Regions from separate parts of the Homo sapiens genome. Here region 2 is linked to region 1. A link is an interaction called in ENCODE POLR2A ChIA-PET data of the cell type or tissue named here. Cell type or tissue: CD4-positive, alpha-beta T cell. All regions are shown on one strand.

Region 1 (8,000 bases):
CGGCTGTGCACCTGTGGTTCCAGCTACTTGGGAAGCTGAGGTGGGAGGATTGCCTGAGCCCAGAAGGTAGAGTATACAGTGAGCATGACTCAGCCTGGGCAACAGAGCAAGATCCTATCTCTCAAAAATAAATAATAGGCTGGGTGCGATAGCTCACACCTGTAATCCCAGCACTTTGGGAGGCCGAGGTGGGTGGAACATCTGAGGTTAGGAGTTCAAGATCAGCCTGGCCAACATGGTGAAACCCCATTTCTACTAAAAATACAATAATTAGCTGGGCATGGTGGCACCGGCCTGTAATCCCAGCTACACAGGAGGCTGAGGCAGGAGAATCGCTTGAACTCAGGAGGCGGGGGTTCCAGTGAGCTGAGATTGTGCCACTGCACTCCAGCCCGGGTGACAGAGCAAGACTCCGTCTCAAAATAAATAAATAAATAAGATAACAAAATAAAATAACTAAAAGAATATATATGGATTGTTTGTAATACAAATGATAAATGCTTGGGGTGATATTACTCTGATATGATTATTATATGCCTGTATCAAAAAATCTTATGTACCCCATAAATATATACACCTACGTACCCACAAAAGTTAAAAAATTTTAAATAAATAAAAATAGACAAATGTAAAAGTCTGAAGAGGGCCACAGGGGGTTAAACTATTTTATGTCACTCTTGTTCCCATTAATTCCATCCACTTTCTTGTCCTGTATTCTCCCTTCCGCCCTACAGGCCACTCAAGATGGCTCTTTGATAAGTCTGTTCACAGCCCTTAAAAGGCATGGCTGAAATCCCAAGTGTACAAGTATTCATTCTGCCTCAGGCAATAAATAATGAAGAATGAAGAAAGATACCCCTCTGCTGCCGTCAATTCAGGACGCTGGTACAGGCACGGCATGGGCCCATGGAGAACACCTACACATCCAGCCCTACCTGAGCAGCAATTTCCTTCAGAAGTGCAGCTCTAGGTTTTGGTTTTATCTGAGGAATCACCTTCCTCCTCCTGCCAAGGAAGTAAAAAGTCCTCCGGAGTTATTAAATGATAAGTCAGAGCAATTCAAATAAAAGTTAGGTGATTAGCACCTCAAAGAACCTCACAAAAGCAATTTCTAGAGGTACTCTTTGCTGCAGAAGTCCTCTCCGTCCTCCTGCTTGGTTGCAGATAGGGTGTGAAACACTTACATCATCAAAAGAATGCCAGGAACACAGGCTGGTCAGAGTCAGAAGGCTCAGAGTGAGTAAGGAGTGAACATGCATAGAAGATCACAAGAGGCGAGGCCAGGGAGGCAGATCCCCCTGCAGGGAGAAAGCCGAGGGTCCAGTGCCCCTGGCCCACTTCACTGAACCCTGCTGGGGTGACCCAGGACCAGCCCCGATCAGTCTTCGAGGGTTCACGTACTGCCTGAAACAAATACTTGCAGAGGGAAAAAGAAGGTTTTTCTCAAAAACACCTCCCCTATCCTGCCTCCCTTTCTTTCCTGGTCCCTCATCCAAAACCAGACAGGGCAGGATTAGCCAACCCAAATTCTTGGGATGGGGCAAAGGGAGAGTCCCCAGCACAGAGGTGGCAGCAGCTCCCCTTAGGGAACTGTATCATCACCCATTCCAGACACCATGCCACACCCTTCACAACTTGCCTCTGAATTCTTACAATAACCCTGGAATTGGGTAATACTATCATCCCTATTTTGCATATAGGAAATAGAGGCTTAGGGAGATTTATTTTGCCGGAGGACACAAAGTTAGTGGAGGGGCTAGGTGAGGTTCCTACCCGGGTCTATCCGATTCAAAGCCAATGAAGCCAAGCAAGTGAAAGAAAGGAGGAAAGCTGAGACCCTAACGTTTGCCCACTGCTGGTTTCTGACGACTTAGCCATTTTGATACAGAAGGTCAATATGGATTTTGGAGGGTGGGGTACTAGCACAACTGGCAACTTAGTAGGGAATTAGTAATCTGGCCAGGGCCACTGACAATTTAAAAAGAAGAAAACTACATGTGCAGCACTCCAGAAATGGCGAAACACCTTCATCTCCTAAGGACCATGCAAGTGCTGTTAAGATACCTACAGAAGAGTTTTTTAATGAAAAGATCCCCCCCACAAAAAAAAAAAAAAAAAGAGAGAGAGAGAAACCGTATCCAGTATGACAAATAGTTTCTGCCTGATTGGTGAGATTTGGGATGGGCCCCCACTTTGTTTCTCTTTCTGCATAAAAATTTCAACATTTTTACAAAATTTTCAAAAACTTCTCCTCAGTCTGTACATCTTTGTTAATCAGGAAAAAAAAAAAAACAGTAAAATCTAGGAGGGAAAAAGGCTTTCATGTGTAAAAAATAAAATAACCTTGGAAATAAAAATAAACACAATGCAATTCAGCACTTGGCCAGCATAACTGAACACCACTTTGATGTGCTGCTCCTGGGGCAGCCACCCCCAAATAAATAGCTTTAGACACAAAACAGAGGCACCAACGCCACAAGGCTGTCCGTCCTCCTTAATGCAGGCACCAACTGCACATACAGAGATGACACGTGGAAGCTGCTAGATAGAGCGAACCTGAGCTCCCTCAGGTAAAGATATGCAGTTATTATCTGTAAAATAAAAAAGCTTCTCTATCCATTAAAAAAAAAAAACTGATACTGCCAAGAAGTGCCAGAAGTAAAGGTGGTTTTTAAACATTACTCAATCAGCTGACCAATGTATAAATAAAAGCTACCCTCCATCTGCCCTGGAAAGCAGATTGCCAGCAATTTTTTTTTTTTTTTTTTTTTTGGTAATTTACAGCAATTTACATTTTCTTTGTTGCATAGAAGTGCTGCTTGTATAACCTGAGGGTTCACACACCCTCCAGCTCCTTTTCCTCCTCAGTGGCTTGCACAGGAAGCCCGAGGCTGGGAGGAAAGGGCCTCCCGCTCCACCTTTCCTCAGCACTGCGGTCAGTGGCCCAGCCGGACTCCCAACCCTGGCCGTGGTCTGCTGCTTGCAAAGGGACGGGTCAAGGAGAACAGCAGCCCAGCTACCAAGGCTGGACTGGAAACGTGCTAAAGTACAAGGCTGATGTGAAGCAGAGAAAAGAAAAAGAGAAACTGAATTTAACATAATGAACGCCTTAGCATTACAAGTCTAGGACTTCACAGCTGTACTTCACTCAAAACTAAAGACCTAGGCAGGAAACAAGTGGCAGACACTGTAAAAGAAGAGTCAACACAGTCTTAAACACAGGATATGCCCTGCCTAGAGCCACATCCTTATCTCCACGTGTGACAGGGGGAACTGTTTCATCCAGAACATCTGAGGAAAAAACGAAGCCAAGAAGGACTACATCAAATTTCACACATTCTGGGACAATCCCTTACACAATAATGTGAAGGTTTCACCTTTTTCACCCTTTCATCTAAGTCACCAATTTCCTCCCCTAGGAACTTGTTCATATAGAGTCCTCTAATGTGCCTAACAAAACAGAAACTCAAACAAGCACCTAAAGAATGTCCCAGAGAAGAAATGAGAATGTTTAGAATGGAAAGCCATTTGCTCCTCGAGGTTAAACAGGACACATAGTTCAACGCCCTACTTCAAAATCAATCCCAGGTGTAACCCAAGTTTTTCTAGGGTTTGTGTAATATATGAAAGTCTTTCAATTTAGGACTTGACTTCCTTAGGAACAATTTTTTTTCCTCCTAAAAAATCAAAATTGGGCTGGGTGCGGTAGCTCACACCTGTAATCCCAGCACTTTGGGAGGCCGAGGCGGGCAGATCACGAGGTCAGGAGATCGAGACCACGGTGAAACCCCATCTCTACTAAAAATACAAAAAATTAGCTGGGTGCGGTGGCAGGCGCCTGTAGTCCCAGCTACTCACAACGCTGAGGCAGGAGAATGGCGTGAACCCGGAAGGCAGAGCTTGCAGTGAGCCGAGATCGCGCCACTGCACTCCAGCCTGGGCGACAGAGTGAGACTCCGTTTCAAAAAAAAAAAAAAAAAAATCAAAATTAAAACAGTCAACATCCAAGTCCCACCCTGCTGAAAGCTAAACTCCAATCACCATGTTTTCTGAGGTGCCAAGCCAGGGTGATTAAAAGAAAGAACAACGAGGCTGGACATGGTGGCTCACACCTGTAATCCCAGCATTTTCGAAGCCTAAGTCAGGCAGATCGCTTTGAGCTCAGGAGTTTGAGACCAGCCTAGGCAACATGGTGAAAACCCATCTCTACAAAAAATACAAAAACTAGCCAGGTGTGATGGCACGTGCCTATAGCTACTTGGAGGCTAAGGCTGGAGAATTGATTGAGCCTGTGAAGTGGAAGCTACAGTGAACGGAGATTGTGCCACATTCCACCTCAGCCTGGGCAAGACAGTGAGACCCTGTTTCAATTGAAGAGAAAAAAAAAAAAAGAAGAAGAAGAAGAAAAGGATTGGTAAGGTTTGATAGAGGAAAGTGCCCCAGGCTGGCTGAGTGATATTTACATTGCTGATTCTGAGTGCAAAGCACTGGTTCAGGTCATTCAACAGTTACACCTTAGGTAACCCTCCCAGGAATCCCGAGGGTAGAAATTTTAACCCCATGGTATAGATGCAGAAATGAAAGCTAAGAGCACAGAAGCAGAATGTGGTGAACACAAGGCCTGGCCAACCCCATAACCATGCCCTTTCTACTCAGACCAAAGGCCTCTAGAGCCCAGGAGAAAAACCTGTTGCCAGCTATCTGCGTGACCTTGGGAAAGTACATCTTTCCAGGTGTTACTTTCTTACCTCTTAATTCAGAAGGAAAACAGGCTCAGTGAATCTGGAAGAAGGGAGTGAGCATGCATGCATAGCCAGTCCTGCCCTCTGTCCTCTTTTGAGGGCAACATTCTGCTGCACAGCTCTGGAGATGAGCCTCAGGAAGGCCACTTGCCCGCAGAGATAAGCCATGTTCTGCATAGCAGCTCTAACCCTGATCAGCATAAAGGTAAATTTTGGTCTCCAACAATTGAAGACTGGCTGAATTGAAGACCACCTTACTCCTGTCTTTCTTCTCAGCTGATTCCAGGACACAGGCAGGGAAAGAGGATGAAATTTGGTCCTCTTTGAACACTTGTAAAATGGGAAAATTTCTAAGACAGAACTTCTGTTCATTTAGAATAGGAGCTACGACCATCTTTCCCGCAAGGGACTTGTAATAGAAAGAAAATAGGCCGGGCGCAGTGGCTCACACCTGTAATCCCAGTACTTTGGGAGGCTGAGGCGGGAGAATCGCTTGAACCTGGGAGGCAGAGGCTACAGTAAGCCGAGATGGCGCCACTGCACTCCAGCCTGGGTGACAGAGCGAGACTCTGTCTCAAAAAGAAAGAAAGAAAGAAAATACACACACACATTCCAAGTAACCAAAACACTATTCCAGAAATTAATAAATGGAAACTGTTAACTAGGTACACTTACTTTCACAAAATAAATGTGTTCCCCTTGCAGCAAAGAAACCATATTTTTGAAAGTACAGATATTGTTTTAAAAACAAAAACACACCTTAGAAATTCCCAATGCAGAGGAAAACTCTGGTAACGGCTGGTAACCTTCTCCACACCCCCCCATTTCTTGCAGACCTGCCCCCAGCCCAGCTGAGCCTCCGTATCTGGCTCCCCTACCCATTAACGGGCTTCTACCACACCCTGCACCGGTCAACACTCCTGAGCCACTGTGGATCTCAATTACTTTTGCTCCCACTTTCTTGCTTTTCTGTCCCCACTTCTCAATTTTCATGGGAAAAGACAAATCTCTTTGCAGACACTGCCAACAAAAAATATTTTCCTTTCTTTCTGCTTAGTAAATGAACCAATTTTGGCATTCAATAAATATTTGTTCAGCACCTAAATACTGTGCAAATAGTTGTGTCAGGCACTGGAATACAACAGTGAACAGAGCACAGGTTCTGCCCTTCAAGGCCTAGGTGGGACATGTGGGACAGTGGCGGGATAAGGAAGGGAGCACTGCCAAGGAAACACCTTGGGAAGGTTCCCTGTAGGAGGAAGTATCTAAGCTGGAAACTGCTTTGTAAAGTATTCTGTTAGAAAGTAAAGCCATTCCTGGCTTTACCTTTTAACACCCATCAAACGTGTTATCCAGAAAGATAACAAAGTACACCAGAATAAGAAGTCACCTAATGGAAGGCTTTGGAAAACCAGAGTACACTGCTCAAATCTGCTCAAATCTGCTAATTTTAGACAAACAGAAAATACTTCAGTGAGCACGCTACCAAAGGGTATTTTTAGAGTCTGTTTCAGTTAACCACTCTGAACTCCTCAGTAGGTCAAACAAAAAAAAAGCAAAAGAAAGAAAACTATTTCAAATCTATAGCAAGTAGAAAATTATCTTCCTTCTTCATGCCTAATTTCTTTCATCCTACATAGAAAATAAACAATCAGCATTCCATAGCTAATTCCATTCTACACCTAACCACCTTATTTACTTAGTACTTGGGGAAGAAAGTTGACTACAGCTGTTACTTCTCATTGCTTATCTTGAGAAAACACTGAACAATGTAAAACACATATGAGCAATAGGCAATAAATTAAGCACAAAAAAGCATGGCTCCATAAAAAAGTGATCATTTAACATAACTTTTTCCTTTCATTACTTTCTAAATCTCAGTCTCACTAAGCCTCAGTTTCTTGTCAGCAAAAAGAACATAAAAATACCTGCCCTTTGAGGGCCCTTGTTCAGAGTAACTGAGAACACATAGAACACTTCACTATATCTGGCTGGCTACCATCATCATTACTATTACTACTGCTATTGATGAAGGGCAGGCAAGCTCCCAAACTGGGGCTCAGCCCAGGAAGATTCTCAACTGCACTTAGGAAAGAGCTGAAGAGCGACCCTGCGGTAGAAGGAAACTGCTTTACTGACGTGGCAGTGTTAAGCTCTGTGACTGCTCCATAACAGCAGCTCAAGGGCAGTTCTGCAGTCATATTTATGCCCATTTTTAATTACATGCAAATTAAGAGGGCAGGTTAATCAGAAACCTCTAGAAAAAGGGTGGTAACTTCCAGGTTGTTGCCATGGAAAGGGGTGGTAATTTCCAGGTGTTACCATGGCAATGGTAAACTGACATGGCACTGGTGGGCGTGTCTTATGGAGAGGTGCTTTCACCTCTTCCCTGTTTCAGCCAGTCTTCAATCTGGTCTGGAGTCAAGTTCCACCTCCTACCTCACTAATAGTATTTATTATCAAACTTGGTGTTTAATAATAAGTTAAAAATCTAACAGTAAAAATTAATGTGTATCAATTAAGCAATCTGACTGGAGACTTTCAAAATCAATATTAAAAGTGAATAAACTCTGACTGGTGCCAAGTCAATCATTTAATTTTAGCATCTACATTATGCTAGACACACATACTAATCCACTTTGTCACATGAGCCTTGCAAAATAATAATTATTTCACAAAAGAGAAAATGGAAATGGAGGGACTAATCTGCCCACATTTTAAACAATTGGTTGCGAGAGGCACTGAGATTCTAACCCAGATCCATGCAACTCCTAGAACCTTCCACTGCGCTGTCTTTCTGATTTTAGACAATGATTTAGCCCACAAAATACTATGACCAACAGAGGACTTCATACCTTTTCATCCTGAACTCTGACTTTTTAGAGGTGGAAGGGTACAATTCTAATATTTTTCAACAGAGACCTATTATTTAAATGACTTAGTAAGCACTATTAAACTGAGGTACGAATACTATATAGAGAACTGAAATAATTAGTAATAGCCTTCAATAGTTTTAGAAGTATAATTTTTAATACCAATAATAGGATCCATATTCCTTAAACTAAAAAGCAAGGCTAGCAGCCAAAGATCAATGCTTGTACTGAGGCAACCAGAGATGACCCCCCAAAATCAGAGCTGTCTTCTATAACTATTGAGTAATTTTGTGATTTGGCTTCATTTTTGTTTTTTGGAAAGTGCCGGTGCTTGGTCTTATACATTTGAATTTAATTTTTTAAACAAAAAAAGCCAGGTGGTGGG
Region 2 (8,000 bases), 220 kb after region 1:
TTTGGTAAGTGTAGATATAACTTATGCTGACATCACCCAACTGGGGAAGTAGTGAAAATATGGTGTTATCTCTATGCTATAGAAATCAAGTGGTCAGAAGAAAACAAGCTCTTGACACCTTTTTACTGATTGGTACTATTTCCAAATTAACACTGGTAAATTAAATATTGAGGACGGGCACGGCGCCTGTAATCCCAGCACTTTGGGAGGCCGAGGCCTGAAGCCAGGAGTTTGAGATCAGCCTGACCAACATGGAGAAACCCAGTCTTTACTCAAAATAGAAAAAATTAGCCGGGTGTGGTGGTGCATGCCTGTAATCCCAGCTATTCGGGAGGCTGAGGCAGGAGAATCACTTGAACCTGGGAGGCAGAGGTTGTGGTGAGCCGAGATCGTGCCACTGCACTCCAGCCTGGGCAACAACAGTGAAACTCCGTCTCAAAAAAAAAAAAATTAAATATTGAGGAGGAAACAAGTCAAAGCTAAACATAGCAGTTCTAACTCTGTAAGGAATTTACTATTTATTTGATGATTCAAAAGTACTTCCAAGTCAAAATTTGAGACTACAAAGGAGTTGGCTAGAGGCTGTGCTAGGCATGGCCTAGTACTACATGCTGCCATCCATGGCAGGTCAGGTGAGCACCAGACATAATTCAGTGTTCTCAGTAAGGACAATGATATGGTTTGACCCTGTGTCCCCACGCAGATCTCATCTTGTAGCTCCCATAATTCCTATGTGTTGTGGGAAGGACCGGGTGGGAGATGATTGAATCATGGGGGCAGGTCTTTCCCATGTTGTTTTCCTGATAGTAAATGGGTCTCACAAGATCTGATGGTTTTAAAAATGGGAGTCTCCCTGCACAAGCTCTCTCTTTGCCTGCTGCCATCCACGTAAGATGTGACCTGCTCCTCCTTGCCTTCCGACATGATTGTGAAGCCTCCCCTGCCATGTGGAACTGTAAATCCAATAAAGCTATTTTGTAAATTGCCCAGTCTCGGGTATGTCTTTATCAGCAGCGTGAAAATGGACTAATACAGACAAGAACAGTATTGATAGTGCCCTAGTACCTAGGAGATTCATTTAATAGATAATCTACTATGTGCAGGGGAAAGAATGATCACTATATAGGCAAAAGAAAACCTTACAAGGAGGCTGTGCTTAAGGCAAACCTAGAGAAATGGGTACAGTTCATACAGAAGTTGGGCTGCTAGTAAGGCAGGATTTTTGAAGAACTACAAGAACAGTAAAGACCATTTCTGCAAGAAAAAACAGAAAGGTAGTCTCAGGGCAGAATATGAAAAAAAAAAAAAATTAAGTGCCAAACTGAGAAACATGAATTTGTTCAGGAAGGTTATGAGGAAGGTGAATAAATATCAAAGGACTGCTTGAAGTTTTCAAACACATCAGCCTGGCTAGAACAAGAGAAGAGAGATCAGAGTAAGATAACATCAGCCTACACCAGAGCAGCAGAGACAGAAGAGAGAGAAGATGAGGAAAGAATCTGCAAGATCTGAGGATCAATCAGATGTGAAGGGAGGAGTGAACACGAATGAAATTCATTTTTTCCAACTAGAATAATAATGCTAACACTGAGAATTATGATCACTAAGATAATGTCATCACTGAAGAGAAGTTGGGCCCAGAAGGAAGACTTTTTATAAATGCTATGCAGATAAATAACCACATCTGGAGAACAAGCCTTCTATAGGGTACCTAGATCTACTGTTACAGACACCTCTAACAGATAGTGAGGACTGAGTCCTTAAATTCAGTTTGACTGATCAGTTATTTAACAGGGGTTACTCCTGTAGGCACTTTGCTTTTTTATGGGAGGATGGCGAAGGGGAGGGTTCCCAATGATAAACAAAAACAAGCCCTCAATATTCTTCCACAAAAACTCTGAGATGTTTAAGCTGACAAACTACAACTAAGAAAAAACTGACAAGGGAAGATGTTAGAACCACAGTCAAAGGATGGCACACTTAAATTATTTACTGCGCAAAGCCCTCTGACTTACAAATTCTACTGAATGTCTTTGCTAAAAGAACCAGGTGATACACTAAGTTACCTGCTACTGAATTTAATACAGTGCTTTGTCTTCAAATTATTTGAGTGAAGATAATAAAAAATAATTCACCTTGTCACACTGTAACTTTATTTCTAGATCATGAGCTCCTTATGGGGAGGGAAAATTACTCATAGTTGTATTTGCAGCCATTACTGTAGTACTTGGTACATAAAAAGCAGTCATTATGTATGAAATGAATGACTACCTAGGTAAGACCAAGACAGTTTCATCTCATGAACTCAATTATAACTATGAATACCAAATAAACACGTGACACTTTTTGTTGATTTACAGAGTTAAAAAAAAAAATCAGTAATTTCGTAAATGTAAAAGGAGGCTTGATGGCCCAAATCTGAGGATTCTCCTTTTTGTCTGTTTTACAGTTCAAATGTTTCAAAATAGGATATAAGCAAATATCTCATCCTTCTGTTTTTATATTTTTAGCCCCTTCTTTTCAACTTAATTTGGACAACTGTTCTTGAACATTTCTTATTCTCCTAATCCCTCTAGTTTCTATTTAATTACATCATGAAACTGTAAAAGAAAACTGGCATTTTCTCACCAATATACTCAAAGGTGTACACATTCAGTGTGCTTACCTAACTTATACTCTTTTTCAAGAGCTTAGTTAAAAGGGACTTCACATAAACATCTATAATTGCAGGTATGTATTCTCTCTTGGCTCTCAAACATTACCTAATTGTATGAAGATACGTGAGCTTCACAAATACCTACCTTTAAGTAATTTTTAAAAACTTTAGCATCAGGCTGCTGAAGCGCTTGACAAAACTCCTGGGGGGTGGGGAAAAGAGGGAGAAAAAGAACAAATGTATTTGTATTAAATCCATTGTAATTCGTATCCAGTTTTTTTTTTTTAATTTTTTTTTTTTTTTTAAGAGATGGTCTTGCTCTGTCATCTAGGCTGGAGTACAGTGGTGTGATCATAGCTCACTGTAGCCTCCAACTCCTAGGCTCAAGGGACACTCCCACCTCAGCCTCCCAAGAAGCTGGAATTACAGGCATAAGTCACTGTGCCCAGCTCTTTTTTTAAAAAAGCTGTAGTTAAAAACACTTAAAACTTATCACCTTAACCACTTTTACATGTACAGTACAGTAAGCATTAACTACATGCACACTGTTGTACAACAGGTTTCTAGAACTTTTGCATCTTGCAAAACAAGCTTGCTTTTTGCCTCTTAACTGAAGAACTCCCCATTTTCCCCTACTCCAGCCCCTGGCAACCACCACTTTCTGCTTTGGTGAGTCTACTTTAGATATCTCAAACAAATGGAATCATAGAGCATTGTCTTTTAATAACTGCCTTATTTCATTTAGCATAATGTCCTCTAGGTTCATCCACATTATAGCATATGACAGGATTATTTTATAAATCAGGCTTAATATTCTATTGTATGTATATACCATATTTTGTTTATCCATTTATCTGTCAAAGGAATTTAAGGTTGCTTCAAATTCATGGTATTTAACTTATCAAGATTAATTCAAACAGTATCTCACCACAAGAGGTTTATAGCATTTTCAAATGTCAGTACTTGTCAAACAGGCTGCTTTCACTTTTGAGAACATAGCTCTCCTAGACAAGGTGGATTCATGCCTGAGAGGAGTGAATGGGACAAAAACTACATTGCTACGGCTGCTCACATCTAGTAAGAGGGATAACCAAACAGAGCTAGACCAAAAGAAAAGAAAATTCTAATAGAGAATATTGTGCAAAATGTGTTGTCAGACATAAGGCATATGAAAAAGGGAAAACTGAGGTTCCTTATCTTTCATAATGAATTACTAAATAGAAAAATAATTTTATTTCATTTAGCAATCTGGAAGATTAGCTGTAAACTGAATGGTCTAAGTTCTACTTTTGATGAGCACTAAGATCACAAGAATAGTAATTTATTATTTTCATTAAAATATGAGTTTATTTACATATCAAATGATAACCAAGAAAGTCATTAATATCTCTAAAGGTGGTATACTGTGAAATAAGAGATCACAAATTCATTAAAAATGAGTTAAATTCATTTTTTAAACTCATGTGAAATCTTTATTTTTGAAAAAAACAGCATTATAAAAACTTCAAAAAAACACCATTGAGGCTGGGCACAGTGGCTCATGCCTGTAATCCCAGCACTTTGGGAGGTCAAAGTGGCCGGATCACTTGAGGTCTGGAGTTCAAGACCAGCCTAGCCAACATGGTGGAACCCCATCTCTGCCAAAAATACAAAAACTAGCCAGGTGTGGTGGCATGCGCCTGTAGTCCCAGCTACTTGGGAGGTTGAGGTGGAAGAATTGCTTAAACCCGGGAGGCAGAGGTTGCGGTGAGCCAAGATCGCACCACTGCACACTAGCCTGGGCGACAGTGGATGACCCTGTCTCAAAATAAAAATAAAAAACAAAAAAACACCATTGAAAGCTGTGTTCATGGACTGAAGACTTAATATTGTTAAAATGTCTTTGCTACCCAAAGCAATCTGCCGAGAAGTGATGTCTGCTGTTCTCTTACCTCTCTTTGGTGTTTGACTGCCACCACCTATGAAGGGGCCCTTACCCTTCTGCAATACCCAGACCAGGGTGATGTAGTAGTGTTCAGGGACTTGGTGAAGGTCATAAGAGTGAATTATAACACACATGGGGAGCTGGGTGACAGTGGCAGGAAATTTGTATTTTTCAACATACCTCAAATCCAAAAACAAAAAAAACCCTTGGATCGGGCACGGTGGCTCACGCCTGTAATCCCAGCACTTTGGGAAGCCGAGGTGGGTGGATCACGAGGTCAGGAGTTCAAGACTAGCCTGGCCAAGATGGTGAAACCCTGTCTCTACTAAAAATACAAAAATTAGCTAGGTGCAGTGGCGGGTGCCTGTAATCCCAGCTACTCGGGAGGCTGAGGCAGGAGAATCGCTTGAACCCGGGAGGCAGAGGTTGCAATGAGCCGAGATCGCGCCACTGCACTCTAGCCTGGGTGACAGAGCAAGACTAGAGCAAGACTCCATCTCAAACAAACAAAAAACCCTTGGATGCAGATCATGATGTTTAAGAACACAATACCATTACCCTTCCTACAATTCTATTTATATTATGAAGAGCAGGTCCTGGTGGATATAGAAATCAAGATGAATAAGGAGATTATGGAACACATCAAAAAAATCGTGGGGAAGAATGAGGACACAAGAAAGGAGAGCAGGAGAAAAAGCAGCTCTCTCACCCAGCTCATTTTGGCCTTCAAAGTAGTTCTGATGGGAATCTACCTGTGAAGTTAAAGGGCAGGTGCCCTATCCAGGCCTAATGGCATTAGGAGACGACAGGGAAGTACAAAGCAACACTGAAAGCCAGTGCCTAGCAGTAAGGTCCAAGGACACTATGGGCTAGGGTAATTGATATGGGGTTACCTTGGTCACAGAAAAGCCCCTGGTTCTGGACAGGTGTGGTGGCTCACGCCTGTAATCCCAGCACTTTGGGAGGCCGAGGCCAGTGGATAACTTGAGGTCAGGAGTTCAAGACCAGCCTGGCCAATGTGGTGACCCCGTCTCTACTAAAAATACAAAAATTAGGCATGGTGGTGGGCACCTGTAATCCTAACTACTTGGGAGGCTGAGGCCGGAGAACTGCTTGAACCCGGAGAATTGCTTGAACCCGGGAGGTGGAGGTTACAGTGAGCAGAGATTGTGCCATTGCACTCCAGCCTGGGTGACAGAGCAAGACTGTCTCAAAAAGAAAGAAAAAGATGACGACTCTGGAAATGTCTTTGCAATAAAAGGGTCCCCCCCCCACTTTACACATTATGTAAAATGACACAGGGGAAAGAGTATATAAAACTGAGCTGCTAAATGAATATCCCTGTTCCATCAGGTCAACAAAATGCTTCTTAATGGCCAGGCAAGGTGGCTCACGCCCGTAATCCTGGGACTTTAGGAGGCCAAGGTGGGAAGATCACTGAGGTTAGGAGTTTGAGACCAGCCTGGTCTCTACTAAAAAAAAAAGCAAAAACAAAAATTAGCTAGGCATGGTGGTGCCTGCCTGTAATCCCAGCTACTCAGGAAGCTGAGCCACCAGAATCACTTGAACCTGGGAGGCGGAGGTTGCATGCAATGAGCCAAGATCGTGCCTCTGCACTCCAGCCTGGGCACTAAAGCGAGACTCCATCTCAAAAAAAATAAAAATAAATTTAAAAAATTTTAAAAAGCTTCTTAATCATTCCAAAAATAAAAAACAAAGTGACGTACAGATTCAAGGCAATCCGTATAAGAGTTCCAAGAGCATATTTTATAGAAATAGAAAAAACAAAACTAGAATTTACATGGAATCACAAAAGGCCCTGAATAGCCAAAACAATCCAGAGAAAGAGCAAAGCTGGATGTACCACACTTCCAGATTTCAAAATATATTTTAATATTACAGTGTGAAAACAGTATGGTACTAGCAAAAGACAGACATATATCCTAGCTACTTGGGAGGCAGAGGCAGAAGGATTCTTTGAGTCCAGGCGTTTGTAGTTGCTGTGAACTATGATGGTGCCACTGCACTTGAGTCTGGACAACAGAGTGAGACCCTCTCTCTTTTAAGACAGACATATAAACCAATGGAACAAAATAGAATTTGAAAATCAACTCCTGTATACAGTCAACTGATCTTCAACAAGGGTACTAAGAATACACAATGGGGAACAATAATCTCTCCAATAATGGTGCTGGTAAAACTGGATATCTACGTGCAAAAGAAAACGAGACCCTTATCTTACACAAAAATCAACTCAATGTATTAAAGACTTTATATGTAAGTCTCCAAACTGCAAAACTAGAAGAAAACATAGGAGAAAAGCTTCAAGATGCTGGTCTTTGAAATGATTTCATTGATATCACGAAAAGCTACATTAGTGGGGCTACATTGAATTAAGAAGCTTCTGCACCATAAAGTAAGCAATCAACAGAGCAGAAAGGCAACCTCTGGAATAGCTAAAGAATGGGAGAAAATATTTGCAAACCATTTATCTGATAAGGGGTTAATTTCTAACATATAAAAAAACTCCTCTAATTCAATAGCAAAAAACTTAATAACTTGATTAGAAAATGGGGTAAAGACTTGAATAGACTTCTCCAAATACAAATGGTTAACAGGTGTATGAAAAAACAAACATCACTAATCATAAGGGAAATGCAAATCAAAACCACAATGAGATATCACCTCACACCTGTTAGAATGGCTATTACAAAAAAATGAAAGACAGCAAGTGTTGGTGACATTGTGGAAAAACTGGAACCCTGCTACACAACTGATGGAAATGCAAAATGGTGTATAGCCACTATAGAAAATAGTAAGATGTTTCTTCAAAAAATTAAAAATAGGACTACCATATAATCCAGCAATCCCACTTCTGGGTATTTATCTAAAAGAATTGGAATCAGCATCTCAAAGACATATTAGCATTCCCATGTTAACTGTAGCACTTACAATGTGAAAATAGCCCCAATGAATCTATCAGTGGATTAATGCATAAAGAAAATGTGATATATACATACAGTGGCATGTTATTCAGCCTTAAAAAATTGCGAAATCCTGCCATATGTAACAACATGGATGAACCTAAAGGACATTGTGTGAAACAGCCAGTCACAAAAAGAGAGATAACTGCATGATTCCACTTATATTAGGTATCTAAAGTAGTCAAATTCACAGAATCAGAGAGTAGAATGGTAGTTTCTAGGAGATGGGGGCTGTGGGAAATGGGAATTGCTAATCAGTGGGTATAAAGTCTTAGTTATGCAAGATGAATATGTTCTGGAGATCCACCTATATTTTATAGGCACATCACTGTCCCTATAATTAATAATACTGTGTTGTGCACGTAAAAATTGTTAAGATGGTATATATCTCATGTAAGTGTTCTTACAATAAAATAAAAACACTATTGATGAAGAA

What was found. Peaks named below come from ENCODE experiments on the same cell type or tissue, not always from the same donor. Only the 100,000 strongest peaks of a DNase experiment are listed, where the experiment ranks them.
Region 2: POLR2A ChIA-PET joins it to region 1 with 5 read pairs; 6 of 35 experiments call an interaction of 5 or more read pairs at or near these places.

The regions. Positions count from the first base shown.
Region 1 is chr12:64,664,663-64,672,662 of GRCh38, reverse strand. All of the region lies in intron 1 of RASSF3 (Ras association domain family member 3), which reads right to left. Among named protein-coding and RNA genes, the nearest start is that of MIR548Z, 46 kb to the right of the region's middle. RefSeq lists a silencer at 1-180 and enhancers at 2,913-2,972, 3,193-3,352. In CD4-positive, alpha-beta T cell, no CTCF peak of the experiment used is centred here; DNase peaks (open chromatin) are centred at 2,482, 3,212, 3,898, 7,032 and 1 weaker place; H3K4me3 peaks cover 3,087 bases; H3K27ac peaks cover 7,998 bases.
Region 2 is chr12:64,439,933-64,447,932 of GRCh38, reverse strand. XPOT (exportin for tRNA) reads right to left here. Exons shown (of 25, transcript NM_007235.6): 24 at 2,802-2,858. It also overlaps the pseudogene LOC100420899. Among named protein-coding and RNA genes, the nearest start is that of TBK1, 8.2 kb to the left of the region's middle. In CD4-positive, alpha-beta T cell, no CTCF peak of the experiment used is centred here; no DNase peak of the experiment used is centred here; H3K27ac peaks cover 243 bases.